Regions from separate parts of the Homo sapiens genome. Here region 1 is linked to region 2. A link is a contact called in ENCODE Hi-C or POLR2A ChIA-PET data. All regions are on one chromosome and are shown on one strand. The core of a region is the stretch at or near the end of the contact, and the rest is flanking DNA. Distances in the headings are between cores, read along the strand shown.

Evidence for each region. A loop is a pair of places that touch in the nucleus more often than their neighbours do. ChIA-PET counts read pairs that join two places held with the same protein, here RNA polymerase II (POLR2A). Pooled maps may share reads with other maps.
Region 1: a loop to region 2 is called in a map of mammary epithelial cell, with 2.5 times the contacts of the local background. The contact joins two enhancer-like sites. A Hi-C loop is called at or near these places in 3 of 168 maps with a recorded cell type or tissue (MCF 10A, PC-3 and mammary epithelial cell) and 1 of 50 pooled maps. POLR2A ChIA-PET finds 5 or more read pairs at or near these places in 3 of 52 experiments (H1, PC-9 and WTC11).

The regions. Positions count from the first base shown.
Region 1 is chr4:149,819,136-149,826,141 of GRCh38, forward strand. No RefSeq gene overlaps it. Among named protein-coding and RNA genes, the nearest start is that of IQCM, 6.8 kb to the left of the region's middle. Within about 2 kb of position 4,721, at least 2 of the 41 ENCODE cell types and tissues checked have a DNase peak (open chromatin) inside an H3K27ac peak, as active enhancers do; they include mammary epithelial cell, where a contact is called at or near this core.
Region 2 is chr4:149,778,639-149,785,460 of GRCh38, forward strand. The region is part of intron 2 of IQCM (IQ motif containing M); the gene reads right to left. Among named protein-coding and RNA genes, the nearest start is that of IQCM, 34 kb to the right of the region's middle. Within about 2 kb of position 2,738, at least 2 of the 41 ENCODE cell types and tissues checked have a DNase peak (open chromatin) inside an H3K27ac peak, as active enhancers do; they include mammary epithelial cell, where a contact is called at or near this core.

The DNA.
Region 1 (7,006 bases), core at 3,471-5,970, 42 kb after region 2:
GGATCTAGAACTGGAAATACCATTTGACCCAGCCATCCCATTACTGGGTATATAACCAAAGGACTATAAATCATGCTGCTATAAAGACACATGCACACATATGTTTATTGTGGCACTATTCACAATAGCAAAGACTTGGAACCAACCCAAATGTCCAACAATGATAGACTGGATTAAGAAAATGTGGCACATATACACCATGGAATACTATGCAGCCATAAAAAATGATGAGTTCATGTCCTTTGTAGGGACATGGATGAAATTGGAAATCATCATTCTCAGTAAACTATCGCAAGGACAAAAAACCAAACACCGCATGTTCTCACTCATAGATGGGAATTGAACAATGAGAACACATGGATACAGGATGGGGAACATCACACTCTGGGGACTGTTGTGGGGTGGTGGGAGTGGGGAGGGATAGCATTAGGAGATATACCTAATGCTAAATGATGAGTTAATGGGTGCAGCACACCAGCATGGCACATGTATACATATGTAACTAACCTGCACATTGTGCACATGTACCCTAAAACTTAAAGTATAATAATAATAAAAAAAAATATTGTGAAGATTGAGAAACCCTGACACAAGGACTAACACTACAAAGATCCTATTAATGTGCTATGCTTCATGTTGTAATAAGGAAGATGAAAGAACTAGGGCTAACAAATAACTTTTTCAATGGTCAATTTAACCCTATAATTTATTCTACATTTTGGCACTCCAAGTCCATACGTATTCATTAAGCTGTCATTCTAGTCACATACTTTCATTCAAGAATCTTCTTATGCCATTCCAGTCCAATGCTGGCAGATACCTCTGAATAATTAATATTAAGTACCATTTTTAATAAAAGCCCTCAGGGTCATATGTCTACTTTGAACAAAAGTTCAAAGAGAAACTAAATAAAATACATTTTGTCAGTCACTAATCCTTCAATGTCTTCTATTTAAACCATCTAACTTTTACTCCCCAAATGAAGTTGATTCTTCACTGGCAATTTTCCTGTTCCTGTTATAGTTCTGACAGTTCTCTGAAACTTCAACTTTGATCATGAAAAGAGATGCTCCAAAATGTAAATCAGGTATCCTCACTATACTAAAAACTATACAGTGTCAAAATAGAAATATCAGAAACCAAAGTTCTCTGATCAGACGCTTTCTATGAAATATGAAATAGCTAAACCAACTCTAAGCTGTGCCTCAAATTTATATGCTTCCAAGCTATTCAAATATAAAACAAGCACTAACAAATGCGCAACCTTGTCCATCGCAAGGCTAATAAATCAAAATCACCAAGGTAAGTTAACTGCATTTTCAGTGGGTGCAGATTTATCATCAGAGGCATGATAATCATGCAACCACTAGAAAAAGCAATGTGTTTTCCATGGCCTTGGTCATAATTCACCAACAACACTGACTTGTAACGTTTCACTATATCACTCTGGGCACACTCTAAAAAACGATTTCAGGACTTTGGGTCTTCTGAACACGCATGTGTTCATCTGGTGATTTTTTTGGCACTACAATTTAGTATGAAAACTATAAACACCTGATACCTAAAGAATAAGGCAGTGGATAAGAAAACTGAAGAAAAGCAGGACTTAAATGTCTTTAAAGGTTTCCGAAAATGAAAAGCTGACTGGAAACCTCAGTTATTCCAAATACAGAAGCCTCCACATTTTCACCCTTTCAGCAATGACTATAGCCCTTACATCTGACAATTTCTTTTAGTTGAATTCACTACAACAGGAATGTCATCAAGGTTGATATAAAGTCAGAGAAGGTTCACGCATTCTGTTCTGTAAGTAGTTTTATTTTGATTTCCACAAGTGGAGAAAGGCTTGACTGCCACAAATGTTTCCAAGAAGGACAAAGTGGTTAAAAGATACTGATATCTTTCCAGGTTTTCAGAGATTAATAGAAAGTATAGAAAATCACATAAGGAACACAAGATAAAGGAAATAAGTTGTTGCAAAGATGGACAAGATGTCAAGGTATACTTACCTAACTTGCACCTTTGCTCCCAAGTTTAGAATGTGAAAAAATTGAAATTGCATTTTTAAAATATTTAAATGGAGATTTTTTAAATCCTAGGACAAAAGGCCAAGTGTCCAGAGATAAAATCTTGAAAAGTTTGACTATTTGAAGAATTGCATAAAGCCAAAAGCCTGAATTGGAATCCTGATTGCGATCCTTCCTGGATGTGTAAATTTGGGCTAGCTATATAATCACTCAGAGCCTCTGGTGTTTGTTCTTATTGTTGTTTGTTTTATTTTTATTTTTTGGTTGTTTTGGTTTTGGTTTTTAGTTGTGAAGTAGAGATCATAATGTATATCAAGAGCATGAAACATATGCAAGAAAGTTCATGCCATTAATTATTAACTCTCTCTTGAAGTAGGTTATGGGTCTTTGTGAGAAGACAAAAAGCAGAGACAGAGAGTGAGCAAGAGCTCCACATTTATTGTGGACCATGAGTTCTGAAGACAGTCCAGAAAGTGACCATTGTCGAGCTTTTCTGACTGCTGGGTGGGAAATGAATCCATTGGAAAACTCAAGGTTCTAATAATAGTAGTAGCTAATATGCTAGACACAACAATCTAATTGAGGTGGTTCTATCATTATCTATTAGGATTCTTATTCTACTTCTGCATAAATCAAAGGTCAGATAAATTAAGGAGTTTTCTCAGGTTATAGGCATCAAATGGATGTGTAATAAAACCAAAAGCAAGCTCAAGAGCTGGCAGCAATGGTCATAGAGTGGGTTCTGTCCATAAGGGGTCCTAGATGAAATGAAACATTAGAATCATTCTCATGAGAGACTAAACTATCAAATATGCCTTTATTCTGTTTCAAACATACATATTAATGGGAGAGAATAAAAAATTCAGAATATTAAAAGATAATTTGAAATAAATAGGAAAGATTGAATTATAAAATAAATATAATTGGGACAATAACCCTCCATTTGGGAAAGAGGAAATCCTATCACACACCATAACACACAAAAAATAAACTACAGAGGAAGTAGCTTTTATTGTTATTGTTGTTGTCATTGTTAGAGACAGAGTCTTGCTCTGTTGCCCAGGCTCAAGTGCAGTGGCACAATCATGCTCACTGCAACTTTGAACTGCTGGGTTCAAGAAATCCTTCCACTTCATCCTCCTGAGTAGCTATGACTCAGGCTACTCAGGCACGCACTATCACATCTGGCTAATTTTTTAAATTTTTGTAGAGATAAGTCTCTCTTTGTTGACCAGGCTGCTCTCAAACTCCTGGGTTCAAGCAATCCTCCTACCTGGGATTCCCAAAGTGCTGGCATTATATGCATGAACCACCATACCTGTCCCCAAAATAAAATTTTATGTATAAAAATCCAATAGCGTATTTTAAAAATTAGAATATTTTTATCTTGAGGCTGTTCTTTCTAAGCATGACTAAAAAGCCAAAAATCATACAGGAAAATATTAAAAGTTTTGACATGTAAAATTATAACTTCTGTTCAAAAAATACACCATAAACAAAGTCAAAAGATATAAAAATTTTGAGCAAAACATTTGCAGCATATCTTTAATAAAGTACAAATTGTTGATTTAAAAAGATGAAGATTGTTTTTAAAAAATCAGAAGACATACAGACAATTCATAAAATAAATGAAAATGGACAGTAATTAAAAGATGATTGATCTCATTGATGAGCAAAAGATAACAATTAAAACAACAATCTGATACTTTTCACCTATCTGTCAAAAATTATTATGATTATTAATGCCCAGTGCTGGGGAAGTTGGGACTCATTTCATTGACAATGAGGGAATACACAGGTAGAAGTTCTCTGGAAAGGAATCTAGCAATCTACAACAATATCAAAATATATGTGCCTTCAAACTAGTAATTTTACTGCTAGGGATGTTTCTAAGGAACTAATCTAACAAGCATTCAATAAGTTGTGTAGAAAGGCATTTATGGAAAAATTAGTTAAAATGGTGACATCTTTCAAACAACATAAGTGTCCCTCAGTTTGTTGATCAAATTATGGTATTTCCATACTATGATATGTTATTCATTTGTTTAGAAAAGTAAAGTAGATTAATATTTAGAAAGCTGTTCTTGGCATAGTGTTGCTTGATTAAAGCAGGCTAGGGGATAATTATTTATAGCATAATACAATTTATGTAATCAAATACATATTTTTAAGTCTGGAAAGGTGTAACCAAAGAAAGAAAAGAAAATAGTTTGGAAAAATATTAACCAAGGTTAACATGGTTGTCTATGAATAGTTGAATCATAAATATTATTTTCTTCCTTTTGTTTCAATATTTCCTGATTTTTCTTTAATAAACATGTTTTGTCTTTGTAATAATTAAACTTCTTACAACCAAATAATTTATATTAAAATATTCATCTTTAATAGGCTCATAAACATTAATTAAAGAAAACCAATCTGTTTTTACAGAGAAATACTGTTTTTCTCTTTTTGCAGCTGCACTAAAATAGACTAGTCTTCCTAGTATTATTTTTTTCACATTTAAGATAATTGATTCATTGCTTCTAAAATCTAAAATCAAGGGGTATAGCTAATACTTGCTCTAACCCTTATAATTTTAGCCTTTCCAAAGTAAAATTGTAAATGTCTGCTGGTCAATTTGTTTTTAAACTAAAATGGGTGATGTAATATTAGTATCCAACACACACTGTTGATTGGCTGACTCATTTTCTAACAATGTGTAGAAAAATGCCATGGTGCCTACCAACACACTAAAATACGATGACAGATTAATTATTTAGAGGGTGAATCATAGTTACAGAAAAAAATAAACAACGGAAAATAAAGGATTCTGAAATTAATCACATCAAGGATTCTGTGTAAATGTGGAAGACAGGTTCTTCTATTCGTAGATGATAGTTGGCTACTTCTGGAATTAATTTTTAAAGTCTCCGATCATGTTCTGAAAGCATTCAGTCTCAAAACAAGTATGTTATTTCAGTCTCCACACTCATTGAGTCTTTCTCCAGAAAAGCTGCCAAACCCAGCACCAGCTGGCCTCTTGGGAACAAGACTAAGCTAACAGCAGATACTTCTTTTTGAACTGTTAATAGATATTAAAAGGATAGAGTTGAACTAATCTAAATCTATTAAGTTGGAAACAAAGGTTGCCTTCAAAGGCATTTGAATTCTATGGTCAAAATTTAAAACATTTCCATTTTCTTCCCTATAAGTGCTTATCTTTTTTTTATTTTTTTATTTTTTTAATTTATATTTTTATTTTTTTGAGACAAAGTCTCACTCTGTCACCAGGCCATAGTGCAGTTGCAGTGTGGTCTTGGCTCATTGCAACCTCCGCCTCCCGGGTTCAAGCGATTCTCCTGCCTCAGCCTCCCAAGAAGCTGGGACTACAGGCGGGCATCACCACGCCCAGCTAATTGGGCTTACCTCTTTTAAGTGCTCTGGTTTTTCTTAAATATTGGTTGTAAATAAGTGCCTATCAATTCTACTGCTCTCTTTTGCCTGGCTCTTTCCTGTGTTGTCAAAGTGGTCCTTGGAAGCATTAGTGAAAACTGAATAAAACTAGGCATAGCAGGGCGTGGTGGCGGGCGCGTGTAGTCCCAGCTACTCGGAGAGGCTGAGGCAGGAGAATGGCGTGAACCCGGGAGACGGAGCTTGCAGTGAGCCAAGATCGTGCCACTGCACTCCAGCCTGGGTGACAGAGCGAGACTCCGTCTCAAAAAAAAAAAAACTAGGCATAGCAGCATGTTACACAAGCCGCGTTTTCTTACCTCCCTTCCTGGACCCCATCCACAATATCAATGAAATTTACAGAGATTCAAGTTAATAGGGAGAAAAAAGTAAAAGGACATGATTGCTAGATTGCTAATGAGAGTATAAATTGGTCCAACTGCTCTGCAGGGCAATATAAAGCAACGCTTTTTAAAATCTTCATGCCCTTATACCCAGTAATTCCACATAACTATTTATAGACAAATAAGTCCAGCACAGCATTATTTGATTCACAATAGATTCATTCACTTGCCAGATTTTTTTTCTAACTTTAATCAGCTAGTACTCTAATACAGAATACACTCACACATCCAGAAACAACGTTAGAGCCGCAGTAGACATGAGCAATCTTTGTGCCCAGTTATTTCCAGTGATTTTCAAACAGGTTCCTAAGGATTACTTTTAAATTTTGGAGAGTATTTGATGGTCCTAGTGGGTGGGCCAGGGATGCCACATGCCTGCAATGCCTGAATTATTTCCATATAACAAAGAATTCCCCTGCCGAAAGTACCAGCAGTAGAACTGGTGCTTTACCCAGGTCCTCTCTTCAAGGCTGCCCATTCCCAGTTTCAGGGAATATTGCTCATTTCTGAATCATAGCTGTGTCTTTCATCAGGCATTGCTGCAGAGACCTGCCTTGCCCACGGTTATTATTCCCCCTCCCAGGTGGTACCCATGGGTGATGTCTGCTGATACAGGAAACAATGGCTGACTCCTTTGCTTCAACTTGGGACAATTCCACAGGGCCTTCCTATTCCTATAGCTCCTTGTATGATTGACTGAGTGCCTCAATTGGTATCCTATTGCAGGTTAGCTTCCCCCTCTGCCCAATCCTGCCTTCTCAACTTCATTATAAAAGTATCTCTTATGAACACACACCAGTAAAACTTCTGCATTCAACTCTCCCTCTCAGTTTGTTTCCATGGAACCCAATTTATGACAATCTTCACTGAGATACACTGCTTTAGTCCATCCCCTTACATTCTAGATGTGTCAAGAAGGCGCTAGAGAGAGTAAAGATCATGTCTAAAGTACAGAGGTAGCTAGTTAAGCACTCTTTGCACATACTACACATTAGAAACTGCGAGAAGTTTAATAGGGAAAGAACCAAGAAGGAAAGAAAAAAATGTTAAAATATGTATTGTAGGAAAGTATACTACCTAAGGAGAAGAAGAATGAGAATGACAAAAAGCATTAAGACATGACTGTATGGAGAAATGTTAAAT
Region 2 (6,822 bases), core at 1,488-3,987:
AAATTACTAATATTAGAAATGAAATGGGTATCACTACAGATTTGCAGACATCAAAAAAATAAGGAAATATTAAAAACAGCTCTATATACACAAATATGAAAACAAATGAAATAGACAAATTCCTCAAAAAGTATAAATTGTCATAATTAACCCAATAAGAAACAGATATTTTTGAATAGCCTTATAATTATTAGATAAATAAAGCTGATAATTTTAACACTCTCGAAAAAGAAATTGCCAGACCTAGACGGTTTCACTGTAAATACTACCACATTATTAAAGAAGAATGAACACAAATTCTATACAATCTCTTCTAGAATACTGAACAAGAGAAATACTTCCAAGTTCATTTTACTAATCCAGTAAAACCAGACAGGGATAATACCAAACAAACAATTAAAGGACTCATATTCATCATGAATATACACAAAAATTCTTAACAAAATAGAAGGAAATAAAATTCAGCAAATATTTTAAAAATTACACACCATGATCAAGTAGAGTTTATTCCAGTGATTCAATGCTGGCTTCATATTCAAAAACCCAGCAATGTAATCCACTCTACTAACAGGTTTAAAACAATTCCTATACAAATCCTATCAAGATTTCTTATAGATACAGACAAGATTATTCTAAAATTCATATGAAAGTCAAGGAACTAGAATAGCTAAAGTATTTTGAAAAAGATGAATAAAGTGGGAAGAATTAAAGTATATCCAATTTCAAGATTTACTCTATAGCTACAGTGACTAAGGCTGTGTTGTATTGGCATAGACAAATAGGTCAATAAAACAGAGTAGAGCACCCAGAAATTGTCAAAACACCAATATGCTGGGTTTTGACAAAGAAGCAAAATTCAATGAAAGTAAGCCTTTTCAATAAATGATACTAGAACAAATGGATATCTGTAGACCAAAAAGTGAACATCAACCTAAACCTTATACAAAAAATTCAAAATGAATAATGGACTAAATATAAAATGTAAGAATAGGTTTGGAGAGTCAAAACTGAAAAATAAATCAGATAGAACCAGTATTAAATGAGCAGGCAGCTATTCATTCCCTAAGAGAAGGCAATTGGTAAAAGGTTCTGGTACAGAGTCTCCAAATATGCATTTGATTTTTGAATATCCCATAAATATGTTTTGACAACTTTATGCCAACTTTCAAACCCTGAATTGGCACTGGCTACCAGGCAACAAATCAGTTGCTGTAAGGTCACTATCCTTATACTACGCTGTTTGTGCAACTAATTAAATTTTTACTGCATTTTGCCTCATTACTTCACAAAATTGGTGAAACACTGAAAAATCCAAATCTAATGGCTGTCACTAGTGACAGGGAGTATGTCATATCAATCCAAATGGATTTGAAGGAAAGATGCAAATTACTGAATGTATCCAAAATAGCAAATTCTTAGCTTCAATGAGATATTTGTTCGATTTAAGCCATCAAGTCTATGTCAATTAGAAAAGGACACAATTAAATATTACAGCATAAACATTAGAAACATATTGTTGAAGACAGTCCCTACAAGTGAGGAGTAATTAGAAATGTTATAATTATTTTTAGTTCTATGGAAAAGGAACTCACGTTAGAACAAATAAATACTGTCCAACTTTTGCACATTTGACCCTGGAACACATAGAGGGATGATCTCTTTGTTGACACGTCTTGATGGATTAGCCTGAAAACAAAAGTTCACAGTAGGGAACAAAATGATTCTTCAATAATTCTCTGCATGAAGATTTCAAAACCCAGGTAAAAAATACACTGGCCAAAAGTGACTACCAACCAAGACAGAGAGTCTCATCATCCAAGACATCATCAGAAACCCAACATGAACAATGAGGAAATCCTTAGCCTTAATGAAGTAACTTTAAAATATGTAAGTTATATATATATATATAAAACATATTTTTTTCCACAGAAGAAAACCCTTAAATAGAGCTACCCTGAAACTTACTGGTAAAAGTAAACAAGAAAGGCTTATTGTACTGAAAAGAGATATATGAGAAAGAAAAACCGTTCCTAAATTTCATTTCTTCAGGGCAGGGGTGGAAATGAATTTAAAATACCTTGACAAAGGGAGTAGGGAGCAGGTCTAGAGGTGAAAAATACTCCAAAGAAACATCACCACAACCAGTAAATGGTTGCACATGGGGCTAGATTAAAAAGACAAGTCAAAGAACTAAAAGCCTAAGATAGTGAAGAGACAGATGAATTAAAATGGAATGTATTAAATGCACTGTTCACTTCCCATGTGCCAGGTATCATGCGAAGATGAGTGGTTTAGACATGTTGAGTTTAAGGAAATAATAGGCATTCAAATGGTGAATTTAAGTAATGATGAGAGAAGTCCAGGAAAGACATAAGCCTCTAAGAGTTATTTATATAGATATAATCATTAAATACATAAAAGAAGTAGAAAGTGAGAGAGAGAGAAAGGATTGAGAACCTGGATTTTAGAAAACATTCCTATTTCAAGAAAAGAAGAAGCAGAAAGCTAAGGATGATGAAGTTGTAGCTTCAATCTTCACTGCAGGCCCCTGAACTATTGTATACAGTAATTGTCCTTATCCATTGTTTTGCTTTCTGTGGTTTCAGTTACCCATGGTCAACCATGGTCCAAAAATATTAAACAGATAATTCCAGAAATAAATAATTTAGAAGTTTTAAATTGCATGCTGTTTTGAGTAGCATGATGAAATCTCATGCCGTCCCACTCCATCCCACCCAGGATGTGACTCATCCATTTGTCCAGCATATATATGCTACGTTTATGCTACCCACCCTTAGTCATTTAATAGCCATCTCATTTATCAAATCAACTGTCAAGGTATCACAACGCTTGTGTTCAAGTAACCTTTATTTTACTTAATAATGGCCCCAAAGTGCAAGAGTAGTGATGCTGGTATATTGTTATAGTTGTTCTGTCTTATTATTAGTTATTGTTAATCTTTTTCTGTGCCTAACATATGAATTAAACTTAATCATAGGTACATATAGGAAAAAACATGGTATATATAGGATTCAGTACTCTCTGCAGTTTCAGACATCTGCTGGGGGTCTTGGAATGCATCCCCCTCAAAGGGAGACTAGTGAACTGCCAAAACATTATGAATTGACAAAACTGTAAGAATATTCTATGCTTGATACATTGGAAAAGAAGCAGACTAAGGGAATAAGTAGGCAGCCTAGGAAAAGGTCATGAAAAACCTCCAAGAATTTGAGATCTTGGCAAAAGCATAAAAACCTGCTAGGGGAAACACACTGAGTAGGAGAAACAATATGATGTTTAAAGGTATCCATCCACAAAAAGATAATGTATTCTGACTGCGTAAGACAATATTTTTTTTTTAATCTCAGAAAAGAGAGAAGAGACCGTGTCTCAAATAAGACAATAAACAGCCCTAACACTTATTTGCTCAAGCAACAATAATAATAATAACAATACTTAGCCTTCAAACTGTAGTCCAGAGGGGCAAATAAGTTATAAATTCAGTGGAAAATGATTCAAGAAAAATTTACCCATTCTGCCCATGTTATGCATAAGCAAGATAATAAATATACATCCTACTCTTACTACTACTATTTATATACACATACATGCAAACTGGAAACAATCATTGCACAGATGAAGAACTCAGTTATGAGGAAAAAAAGGAAAGAAAAATATAAGGCAAATAAAAAAGATTTTTCCCAAAATATTTTTCACACTAAATATGTAATAAAACAAGAACTCAAAAATAAGATGGTAAGAAAATATAACAACCAATCTGGGAAACAAAGTGAGACTCTCTCTCTCTACAATTTTTTTTTACTTGCCAGATGTGGTGGCACACAGCTATAGTCCCAGCTATTTGAGAGGCTGAGGTGGGACGATTGCTTGAGCCCAGGCTGCAATGAGCTATGATCATGCCACTGCACTCCAGTCTGGGTGTCAGAGCAAGAGTCTGTCTCAAAGAAAGAAAAAAAAAGTGGGGGTGGGTGTGGGGGGAAATACAATAAGATTCAAAAGAAAAAGGAAGAATCCAGAACTTAAAAAAAAAAAAACACCACTATCAACCACTGTGAATCTAACATTATTAGGTAACTGATACCTTTAAAAAAGCAAGGAATAGAATAGACTTAGCTAGAAGTCTAATTAGTGATACAGAAGGAAGACAGATTTTATGATAATCATGTGAAACATTTTTCTCACTTGGCTCCTAGGATTCTACTCTCTCATGGTTCTCTTTCACCTTCCACCCTCACTGGACACTCCTTCTCAGTCTTCCTTGCTGTTTCCTCTTCATCTCTCCACCTCTAAACATTAGAGTGTTTCATATATCAGACTTCAGATGGCTTTGATTCTCTATTCCTACTTCTTTGGTGATCTCATCCAGTCTCACTGTTTTAAATTCCATCTTGTCTGATGGTTCTTAAATGTATATCTATAGTACAGAACTCTCCCCTGTACTCCACATTCATCTATCTAACTACTTTCTCCACATCTCCACTTGGCTATCTAACCAGCATTTCCTAACTTAACAAGTCTAAAACTGAATTCTTTTTTCCAGCCATCCCACAATAAAACCTATTCTTCATTCAAGTCTTCATCTCAGTAAATGTCAATTCATTTCTTCAATTTTCTTAGGCTAAAAACTTGCACATAATTCTTGAATCTTCTATGTTGCTTGTATATCTCATGTAATTCTTTAGTATTAACAAACGCTCTCAAAATTATATCTAGAATCTGACCACTTCTTATTACCTTCTCCATTACCACCCTATTTCAAACAACCTGATTATTACATTAGCCTCCTAGCTGGGCCACCTGCTTCCGTCTTGACCTCCCTACAGGATATTCTTCATATAGCAACAAGAATAATCATTTAATATCAAAATTCAGATCAAGTCACTGCCAGCACAAAACCCTCTGTAGTGGAAAGACTCTAGGGTGATCCTTGCCCTTTGATATTCATGTCATTATGTAATCTCCTCCCTTTGAGTAGGTAGGAGCTATGACTTGCTTATAACCAATAGAAGATGGCAAGACTAGTATAATGTTATCTCTATAATTACATTATATAAGACTATCTCATCAGACTAGAGAGAGAGGCTCTCATTGTGGGCTTGATGCAGTTAGTGACCATGTAAAGAAGTCCACGTGACAAAGAGCTTCAACAGCATCTAGATACTGCAGGTGGCCTCTAGGACCTGAGGCAGCCTCCAGTTGACAGTCAGCAAACAGTTAGGACCCTCAATCATATAACTGCAAGGAAATAAATTCTTCCAGCAATATGAATGAGCATGGAAGTGGATTCATCCTCAGTCAAGCCTCCAGTTGAGAATGCAGGCTGGCTAGTTCATTGAATGAAGCCTTTTAAGACTTCAAAGCACAAAACAGACTCAAGCCATGCCCAGCGTCCTTACCCATAGAAACTATGAGATAATGTATGTGTTGTTTTAAGCTACTTAATTTGTGATAATGTATTACACAGCAATAGAAAACTAATATTTCCTCCAATGGCTTTCCGTCTTACTCAGAGTAAAATCTCAAGTTATTTCCACAATTTGGCCTATATCCAACTCTGACTCATCTTCCATTGTCTATATTTCTCACTTTGCTCTAGCTACAATGGCCTTTATGTTGCTCCTCAAATATGAAAAACTTGCCACTGGCTCAGGGATTTCAAACATTCTGCCTGAATATGCTGTTCCCCCAGATATCCTCCTTAGCTCACAACCCTCACCTTCTTTAGATCCTTAGTCAAAGATCATTTTGTTGCAGACACCTTCTCTGAAAAAAGTAAATCTTTTTCTTGCTCTTTCGCCCAGGCTGGAGTGCAGTGGCGCCATCTAGGCTCACTGCAAGCTCCGCCTCCCGGGTTCACGCCATTCTCCTGCCTCAGCCTCCCGAGTAGCTGGGACTACAGGTGCCCGCCACTGCGCCTGGCTAATTTTTTGTATTTTTAGTAGAGAGGGGTTTCACCGTGTTAGCCAGGATGGTCTGCATCTCCTGACCTCGTGATCCACCCGCCTCGGCCTCCCAAAATGCTGGGATTACAGTTGTGAGCCACCGCGCCCGGCCTGAAAAAAAGTAAATCTTATCCCCAACCAATATGCATTGCGAATGTCTGAATGCTGTATTGTCTCATTAGCACTCACATATCACTGCCTAATATGCATTTATTCATTTATTTATTGTATTTCTCTCTGTACCAGAATGTAAACCGTAAGGAGGTACAGACTTTGTTAACTGTTGTAAACTTATATATGGAAATCATTTGTTAAATAAACAAATGAATAAATGAATAGATAAGTTAATGAACAAATTAACAATCAAAATGAATACACTATGACACTGAAGAAATTAGAGGGAAGTTAACAGATACGAAGAGTAAAGAAAACAATTTAATATAGAGATATGTTTTATGTAACAGATGGAACAGAAAATGCATCCATGGCTATAATAGATGCTAACTTCCTGATTCCTTACGATCTAGGCAGGAAAAATAATAACTTTTCCACTCATGAGAAATAGGATGCCTTCATACCTGTTCATAGCAACTGCCAGAAGACAATGGAGCAATGAGTAAAATATTCTAAGAGAGAGTGTGACCTTAGAATTTTATACTCATCAAACTTTTCCTTTGAGACTGAGGCAGCTGACTTTATTAGGCACACAAAGTTATAAGAAATATAATTTTTACCCTAGCTTTATGAAAAGTAAAATCCTATGCTAATCAAGAAATGTATAAAATAAGGAACTCAAATAGAAATGTAATTCATGAATAACGGTTGGTAGGCATTCCATCAATTTAAATAATTTATTTAA